Linked DNA regions of Homo sapiens: region 2 is linked to region 1. Evidence: read pairs that join two places in POLR2A ChIA-PET (ENCODE). Cell type or tissue: MCF 10A. All regions are shown on one strand.

What was found. ChIA-PET counts read pairs that join two places held together with the same protein. Peaks named below come from ENCODE experiments on the same cell type or tissue, not always from the same donor. Only the 100,000 strongest peaks of a DNase experiment are listed, where the experiment ranks them.
Region 2: POLR2A ChIA-PET joins it to region 1 with 5 read pairs; 3 of 35 experiments call an interaction of 5 or more read pairs at or near these places.

Annotation. Positions count from the first base shown.
Region 1 is chr4:41,157,303-41,162,302 of GRCh38, reverse strand. All of the region lies in intron 1 of APBB2 (amyloid beta precursor protein binding family B member 2), which reads left to right. Among named protein-coding and RNA genes, the nearest start is that of APBB2, 55 kb to the left of the region's middle. In MCF 10A, no CTCF peak of the experiment used is centred here; DNase peaks (open chromatin) are centred at 1,672 and 2,092.
Region 2 is chr4:41,098,890-41,103,889 of GRCh38, reverse strand. APBB2 (amyloid beta precursor protein binding family B member 2) reads left to right here. Exons shown (of 18, transcript NM_004307.2): 3 at 3,140-3,251. Among named protein-coding and RNA genes, the nearest start is that of APBB2, 110 kb to the left of the region's middle. In MCF 10A, no CTCF peak of the experiment used is centred here; no DNase peak of the experiment used is centred here.

The DNA.
Region 1 (5,000 bases):
AATTTAAGAAATACTTTAACCAGTTGCTATGTGTAGACTGTGATTCAATACACAATCTATGTATAGATTGTGATTCGACAAATTGTAAAAAAAAAAAAAAAAAAGACGGGGAAATTTGAACACTGATCAGATAATTGATGTTAAGAAATTATTGTTAATTTTTATAGGTGTGTTAATACTATTGTGGTTATGCTTTAGAGTGTCTCTTAAAAATTTTATCTTTTTAAGAGATATATGCTGAAATATTTGTGGATGAAAGGATGTGTGATGCCTGGAATTTACTTCAAAGCAACTGGTGGTGATGAGGTGGGGAGAGTAGATAAATGTGGAAATAAGGTAAGATTCCCCATGAGTTAATAATCATTGAAGTTGGATGATGGCTGGCTGTATGGGGGTTCATTCATTCTTTCTACGTTTGTATGTGTTTGAAAGTTTCTATAATAAGCGGAAAAAAAATAAGGGATAGGAGACATGGGTTTTGTTTTTAAAGAATTGAAAGAACTTTACACTGGAATTTGGGAGGCTCAACATTCTAGCTCTAGCTTTCTCTCTAATTACCTGTGTGACTTGGAGCCACTCTTTCAACATTTCTGGGCTTCACCTACTCTCCTGAGTAAATAAGAAGTTGGCTGTGTGGGGTCCTCATTGTCCCTGGTGTCTGGAATGTTGTACTTTATTTTTTATTTTTATCTTTTTAGAGATGGGGTCTTGCTTTGTCACCCAGGCTGGAGGGCGGTGGCACAATTTTAGCTCACAGCTGCCTCCAATTCCTGAGCTCAAACAATCCTCCCACCTCAGCCTCCTGAGTAGCTGGCACTGCAGGTGCCTGCCACTACACCCAGCTTATTTTGAAATTTTTTGTAGAGAAGAGTTTCGCCATCTTGCCCAGGCTAGTCTTGAACTCCCGGGCTCAAGGAGTTATTCTACCTCAGCCTCCCAAAGTGCTAGGATTACAGGTGTGAGCCACCATGCCCGGCTGAATGCTATACTTTTGAGAGAGACTTTGGGCTTGGACTCAGAGATTCCAGAATAAACGAGCAGTGTCTATGAAAGTCATGGTTTCACCCAAGCTGTATATTTGCCAAATCACAATTCCAAACTTACCACGTTTTTTTTTTTTTTTTTTTTTTTTGCCAGGGAAGAGGATCATAGCTGCAGCATTCTGTAATACATGCTGTCAGTTTGAGTTGGTGTAATTTCATTCTAAAGCAAAGAGGCATCATATCATAATTAGCTGGGGTAGTCTTATCCCCAAAGTTAATGCTGTGGGTATAATGATTAAGAGGTCAGGCTCGGGAGGCCACATTCACATCTCAGCTTAACCACAAGCTGTGTCACTTGGACAAATTACTTATCTACCTCCTTCCTTAGAGGGTCGTCATAAGGATTAAGTGAGCTAATGCATGCGAGGTGCTTAGGACAGTGTCTGGCACATAGTAATGGTTCAATAAGTGGTAGATATAATTTTCATTGGCTTTATTAGTTTGATTTATATTTTGGATTTTCAGTTCTTGTAAGGCATGTTGAGGTTTAAGCACATTTGTCATCCTTAGGCCACCCTTCCTCCCTCCCTCCCTCTCTTTGAGCTAGAAGTATATTGGAGAGCTCATTGCAATGTGAGATGAAAGAGGGTGAGAGGGAGACCAGGGAAGGGAGTTAGTCACCAAACACAGCCTCTTAGAGGTCATCCTGTCCCACCCTTCTCTTGGAGGCTGATGGATTGAGTCGCTGAGGGATTTGCCCAAGGCGGCCAAGCCCAGGGCATTAGTGGTGGAGCCGTATCTTGAACCTGGGTCTCCTAACTGCTGGTTATGTCTGCTGCAATCTTCAGCTCCCTGAAGTCTCCTCTGTCATTCTGATTGCTAACTAGAGTGCATTCTGGAGAGAAAATTTCCCTGCGTCTGGTTTATCTAATATTTAAAAAGTCATCTCTGTTAAGGAATCTCTGGTCATGTCCTATCATTTGCAGGGAGTGAAATGGGAATGTGCATGGTGTTCTTCAAGCACTCTGACTAATCACTTCATAAGCTATGGGCTTCCGTCATTTCCTTTCCAAGTCCTGCTGATCCCAGGCCCTTGTCTTCCCTGTCCAGGCCGGCAGCACCTGTGAGGCCCCGCACCCGTTCCTTACAGCCAGCTTGCCCTGGGCCCTGGATCACTGCATTACTGTTGTCTGAATCACCTCCGTGGCCTTGTTTTTCATCCTTGATGTTTTCCCAAAAGCATTGTTTCTCCAGTATCCGCAAAACAGCATCCTGTGATGTTTTCTTCTTCTTCTTCTTCTTCTTCTTCTTCTTCTTCTTCTTCTTCTTCTTCTTCTTCTTCTTCTTCTTCTTCTTCTCCTTCTCCTTCTCCTTCTCCTCCTCCTCCTCCTCCTCCTCCTCCTCCTCCTCCTTCTCCTTCTTCTTCCTTTTTTTTTTTTTGCCCTTAAGCCTATTGCTTCCTTCCTTAATGTTATTTCTTGCTTGCTTTCATTTTCTTTGGATGCTTCTATTTATTTTCCATTCATTAAGCTGCAAATAGGATTACAAGCTTCTTTTACTTATTCCAGGGATGAGATTGCAGTTTATAGACTATTCACATCCCTTTGCTTTTTCTGCAGCTTAGAGGCACTTTATAGCTCATGAAAATTTCCTAGTAAGGGAAAAGTAATATCTCTATAAGAATTGACAGATTACATAGTGATTTTATCAACAAGATAGGATACTAGGCCTAAGAGTTGAAAAGGTTAGATATAATCCTGGGTTTGAATTTGCATTCATAAACTGTAGTTCTTTGGACAAGTTATTTTTACCTTTTTCCATTTCAGTTTTCTCATCTGAAAAATGGGAATGTTAATACTCATCTCTTTGGGTTGTTGTCTTGGCAGATTTACTGAAGGAGTTAAGTAAGTCGGCTAATATTACTGTGTATATTGTGATCTTATTTGCGCTTCATAGAAAAATAGCCCTTTTGAGGTAGATAGGGTTATTTTCTCCATTTTTATCTGACTTTATATTAATTCATCTGTTCCCTTCCCTTCTTCCTTCCTGTTTCCTATCAGAGAGAGAGAGAAAGAAAAAGAGAGAGATAGAGAAAGGGAAAGGTCGATTTAAGGCTAATACATTTCTCTTGTACAGATGCAGCATTAAGGCCTAGTGAGTTTGAGACTTGCCCTACAGTCCTCTCTTGGAGGAGGTGGCAAGGTGGGAGTGGAGAACTCCTTCCTACATCTTTAAACTTCAGGTCTGATTGTGGTTCAGTACAACCTGAGAGGACCTGAGGGTGAGGTGGGGTGGGTGTAAAGCTACCCTTTTAGTCAGTTTCATGTCCTTGATTTGGAACTGTGTCCGGGATTCCTGAGCCCAGGTCATAGACTAGGAGGCAGGGTGGTGCAGGAGGCAGACACACCTGGGATGGAATCTCGGCTATGCTAGGAACCTCTCTGCTCCTCAGTTTCCTCATTTGTATAGTAACCGTGCTGTGGGGTGACCTTGAGAAACGGGACAGATGGGTAAAGGGCCTGGCATGTAGTAGGTGCTCAATCGATATTAGTTCCTTTTCTAGTTTAAAATGTATTTCTGGTTTGTGCTACAAAAAAAATCCTGCTAAAAGAATTTCAGGCAGCAGCATACAGGTTGCAGAGGCATTTTTGTGGGCAGTGATACCCCTCAACACCCTTGAACTATTCCCATCCTCCTGGGAAAGACCTGTCTTGTAGAGTTGGGACTTGCTTTCAACCAGTGTTTCTCACCTCCATGTGTGCATTAGAATGACATTGCTTTGTCAAAATACACATTTTGGGCTCCAAACCAGACCTGTTGCCCAGACATGTACCTTTTGGAAAAGTTTTCCAGATGTTCCTGATGCCACTGTAGCATAGAGCTACTGCTTTCAACAAACCAGAATGACTTCTTAGTGTGTCTAAAATATGATTCCGTTTGGGCATAGCCTCTTAGACATAAACTCTTAGAGAAATAGGAATCCTTTTCTGAGAAAAGAATATACTCTTTTCACCTCTGACTCATTAATGGGAAATGGATGTAATTTTCATAGTAATAATAGCCAATTCAGGTGCTTTTACTGTATTATTTAATTCTGACAGCAGCCCTGTGAGTTAGTTGGTATCATTATGCCTATCCTGCATGACATGTCCAAGGCCACACAGCTTGGAGAGTGTGGAGCCAGGCTTTGAACCCAGGCAGTCTGGCTCCAGAGTCCATTTTTTTTGTCCCCACGAATATCCCACTTCTCTTAATTACAAGTGAGATTACCTTGGGAAATGCACTTTGGAGTCCGTGGCTCTTTTGTTTGTTTGACTGTTTGGTTTTTGAGGTGGAGTCTCACTCTGTCGCCCAGACTGGAGTGCAGTGGCGCAATCTCGGCTCACTGCAACCTCTGCCTCCCAGGTTCAAGTGATTCTCCTGCCTTAGCCTCCTGAGTAGCTGAGATTATAGGTGTGTGCCACCACACCCAGCTAATTTTTTGTATTTTTAGTAGAGACGGGGTTTTACCATGTTGGCCAGGCTGGTCCCGAACTCCTGACCTCAAGTGATCCACCCACATCATCCTCCCAAAGTGCTGGGATTACAGGTGTGAGCCACTGCGCGGCCTGGAGTCGTAGCTCTCAGCTAAGAGCCATGGAAATTTGCGAAGAACTGGCAGCTTCTTTCTCACTGCCCCTGTATTGTTTCTTGGCATATCTTGGTCTGGTCTGGATTTCAGGAAGATCCATGCATTGCAGCAGTTGTGTGTGCTGTTGGCTTGGTGTGGGTGGTGAAGCAAATTTACAATTCCATCTCTCATATTTGCTCATTCCACTCTCCCACCTATCGGTAGAGCGTTTGGGATTAGCTTGCTCTAGGGGTGAAAAATTTAGGGGTGAATTATTGGGCTTCTTTCGCTCTAGTTCAATGGTAAACAAAGTTCTCTTTGCTCCCAAGGGCCTGTTGGCCTTCACCAACCTAGTGTTAGAAGGTCATTTGAAGGGGGCTTTCATGCAGGAGCTCTTTGCAGCCTGG
Region 2 (5,000 bases), 58 kb after region 1:
TTATGAGATAGAAAACACTTTCAGAGGTCCAGCCGCATGACTGGACCTATTAATACTTGTGATTGACAAGGAAGCTCCTGATGTTCTTGTTTTTTTGGCTAGCCTTCATTCTATTGGCTGGATTCACATGTGACGTTAAAGTGGGGGTAAAAAGGATGTTCCCACTAATGCAAAATATAAAGAAAGTAAAAATTACTCTGTTGTAATTCTACCATTTGTAACTAGCAGTTTTTCAAATGTTGGCTTTTTTTTTCTTTCTAGTCTTTTTTCTTATAAACAAAACTGGGAAGATGAGTATATTACATTATAGTCTACTTTCTCAATACTGCTTAAGAACATTTTCTCCTTTTATTAAATATTCTACAGATTTTAAAAAACTATCCATTGTTGAGTATTGTGTTTTAAAAATTATTTATAAGAGTATTACTTATAATAGAAAAATTCCTTGTATATATCTTTATGCCTATCTTGAACTCTTTAAAAGAAAATTTAGAGTCTTTTTAATTTATTGGTTTTTAAGAATGAAAAGTAATTCCATTCATTTTGTCCTTTCCAGCAATTATGGTTAAGCTGTCTTGTCTGCAAGAATCTATCTTTATAACACCGTCATCTTGATCTGTCCAAAATGGTCCTGTAATACCTCCTTTAACAACTTTAGGGAATCTTACATAAATAAATTTATCATGTAACTGAAGCTGACCCTTAAGTGTCTATGGTTGGTAATTGTAAACATTGTGAAAGACAATCTTTTTTAAATTGCATTACAATATGTTGCTGTCCTCTTAAACATAATGACAAAATATGAAAATCACAATTTCACCCCTTCTGGATAAATAACAAGTATCTTTTATAAACACTAGTTATTATGTAGTCAATTCTGATAAAATGATCTATGTGTTCTTAAAAACCACATTATGCAGAATCCTGCAGTAAAACTCACAGTGCTTAGGAGAGGAATGCAGTTGGGGACACAATACTCAAAAAACTATCAGTGACACATTAAAAAGGGATGGGAACTGAATAAATACTGTTGCACAAATTTTTCACATACTAAATGGTTAAATACATAAATAGTGCAATAAATATGGTACTTCAACTCGAAAAAGTCCTGACATTTGCTTGTGAACTCGTGCTTTAGAAGGGTTGCCACTTAGGAGTTATTGTGAAGTGGTGGCAGACGGATTACCTGAAATCAGATGGAGTCGGGATACCAGATATGGCTTGGTGTGGCTCATAGCACACTGGTGGAAACCGAAGTCACCGGTAGATGTTTGAGGCATGGACTGTGTTCATTCTGTGTAACCATATGCAGCTGGTTTTGGCCCAAGTGCAGCCTTCTGCGATAACCTAGTATTCTTGCAGTGAAATCATGCATAAAGAAACATGAAATTCGAGTTACACTCAAATTGTTCTCTTGAAAAAACACAAGCGTTATAGCAGAACTGAGTGTGCTGTATGGTAATACAGTGATGCCCAGGGGATAGGTGAAATGTGAAATTCTGCTTGTCCCTATCTGAAGTAGAGTTAATGCATGTAAGACACAGAGAAGAACCTGGCATAAGAGTTAACAGTATATAAATGTTGGCAGTAACAATGGCAATAGTAATAAATGATGCTTATGGTGTTTGCAGGGTTCTGTCTGATTTTTAGTTACAACTACTTGCTGTAGCTGTGCCCTCTTTCTAATTGATTTTGCAGTCTCCTGTGGCTTGTAAATGAGTGTATCACGCTTCTTAGAATTACGTCTAGTAGAAGTCCTGTAATAGGAGAGCCCGAGGGGTATGCCGACTTTAGGTTATAGGTTACATATGGCATCTGTTTTGCCTACTTAAACTATTTTATCTTATTAATGATTTTATTGCCTTAGAATCCATTTGCACGATTGTTGGGGAAGTAACATGTTTTTCTTTTTCTTTTCTTTTTTTTTTTTTGAGATGGAGTCTCGCACTGTCACCCAGGCTGGAGTGCAGTGGCATGATCTTGGCTCACTGCAACTTCCGCCTCCCGGGTTCAAGCGATTCTCCTGCCTCAGGCTTCTGAGTAGCTGGGATTACAGGCGCATGCCACCACGCCTGGCTAATTTTTTGTATTTTTAATAGAGATGGGGTTTCACTATGTTGGCCAGGCTAGTCTTGAACTCCTGACGTCGTGATCCGCCCGCCTGGGCCTCCCAAAGTGCTGGGATTATAGGTGTGAGCCACCGTGCCTGGCCTAGAAGTAGCGTGTTATAAGTGAGGTTAGAATTGTCAGATTTTCTGTTTCATTAGGAAAAAATGAACACGGCTTTCTCTTCCCATTCTTATCTGCAGAAATTAAGGTGTGCTTAATACATTTGAAGAGTATTTAAAAGTTGTTGATAACTTTCCTTAAGTTGTTGTGATTCACTTCTTTTTTTTTTTTTTTTTTTTTTTTTTTTTTTGAGACGGAGTCTCGCTCTGTCGCCCAGGTCGGACTGCGGACTGCAGTGGCGCAATCTCGGCTCACTGCAAGCTCCGCTTCCCGGGTTCACGCCATTCTCCTGCCTCAGCCTCCCAAGTAGCTGGGACTACAGGCGCCCGCCACCGCGCCCGGCTAATTTTTTGTATTTTTAGTAGAGACGGGGTTTCACCTTGTTAGCCAGGATGGTCTCGATCTCCTGACCTCATGATCCACCCGCCTCGGCCTCCCAAAGTGCTGGGATTACAGGCGTGAGCCACCGCGCCCGGCCGATTCACTTCTATTTACAACTACTTCTGTGTTGATAAGATGAGCTCATGTTTGGAAGTGGGAACTGGCAAGTGTGATTTCGGAAGACCTTCCTTCCCAAGTCACAATATAATTAGAAGTCCAGATTCTCCCTCGGTTCCTTTTTGTGACTCCCTGAGAAAGACATCTTTAACAGGAGTGGTTGCCAAGAAGCCTCACTAGTTCCTGCTTTTGAAACTTTAATAAGGCGACAGATCGAACTGCCATCTAGATTTAGAAAGCCTTGTTAGTATATTATGAAAGAAAAATAGTTTACATTTCTCATCATTTAAGGATCCCAATGACATCGTTATTTTGTTGATGCAGAGATACTCTGAATGACAGTCGGGTATTTTGATTTTTCATTTCTGATATGATTTTGAATTTAAAATTTTTGTCTCTACACACTTTCTAGATCGATCTCTTTGGGCTGCCTGACCTCCTTGGGTGCTTGCTATTAATTAACAGACTTTGTGGGGAAAAAAAGGAGCTTGCCTTCTGAGCTTTGTACCAAAGACCTGGGAAAAGTAAGTAATTTTAAACTTGCTTTTAAAAAATTCTGTTATACCTCTCTCAGAAAGTTAACAATAGATCCATGGCTTTTTACTTTCTTTCATTCCTGGCTTAATAAATTTTATATGTTTTCATGGATTTGTAACATGGAAGGAGACTCAGGAAACCTCTTTGTGTAAAAAAAAAAAACTTGCAAGAGATTAAGATGATGTTCTACATTGTGCCATTTCTTTTGGGTTTCATAAACTGAGTCCTCAAGGTTGTGACAAAACTTTTATCAGATTTGCAAGTGATTAAACATCAAATACAAGGCAATGTAATATGATGTGACAGAAAAGTGAGTCCAGTTGTCTGAGCTTTCAGGTGTTTTAGACTTTTAGATATTTTGGATAGGCTTTTTGGTTCTGAATTTTTAGAATAAGTATGAAATCGACTTGGTTCTTTTCTTGTCTGGAAAGGAAAGCAAAATGTGGAATTGCTTGTCCAATAAATTCTTCATGTAGCTTTGTCTTGGAAGAATTGATGCACCTCCCAGTTTTATTTTAGAATTTTTTTGAGGGCACTATAAGACATTCTAATTGAGACACTTGTTGAATGTTTTTGCTGTCTTTTAGAAAAAATTGCTTGGAACCAGAAAATTCAGTTTTATTCTCTTATCTTTTTGAAAAATGGACCTTACAGATCTATAAAGTCGATCTGTTTTTTTAATGGATACTGCTTGGAATTATGAGTGACCAAATGCCCGTAACAATATATGCAAAATAAAATATGCACGTGCACGCACAGAAACATACACAAATATCCTCTCTAGCATGTTCCAGAAACATTATCGACAATAGGAATTGTTCTTCCATTAAATTACTAGATAGCTTTCTAAACTTCCTATGCTTTGTGTCTTATAGCTCCACTCTATTTCTGGCAGTATAAATGAGTTAGTTGAAGCATGTTTAAAATAAAACAAGACAGAACAGAACTTTGCTTTAGTTCTATGAAAGCATTAAATAGTAAGATCGGATTTTATAGCTCTGTTGTTATTGTATTTACTATAAATTTAATTATTATTAAATTGGGTTTTATTTTGTAATAATTATAATAAGGTAAGGGTCTTGAGTTTTGAAGCTTATTTGAAGTTAAATATTTGTACTGAAAAAATAAATATTTTGGGAGGCCGAGGTGGACGGATCACCTGAGGTTGGGAATTCGAGACCAGCCTGACCAACATGGAGAAACCCCATCTCTGCTAAAAATACAAAAAAATTAGCTGGGTATGGTGGTGCATGCCTGTAATCCCAGCTACTCGGAAGCCTGAGGCAGGAGAATTGCTTGAACCTGGGAGGCGGAGGTTGCAGTGAGCCAAGATTGCGCCACTGCACTCCAGCCTGGGCAACAAGAGCGAAACTCCATCCCAAAAAAAACACAAAAACCATATACGTGTGTGTGCAACACACAAACACACATACACACAGACATAGACACTGCACATACACATGTAATTTCTGAGGGATGTCAAGTCTCTGCTAAAATATGAATTAGTTGAAAGTAAGGAAAATCTCACCCAAAATATATTTTTTTGTTACAGTGAAATATTTGTAATAGTGAAATATTATTGTCAGTGGAATTTAAAAAAAAAATAGAAATTTGTAGGTTGAATTTTATTGTCTTGTAATCACATGTTAATCTTAAAAGAAATATTTTATGTTGTAATTGTGTGTTGTAGTTGTTATTCCATTTTGGAAGGATATTTGAAAAAGGATTATGTTGGA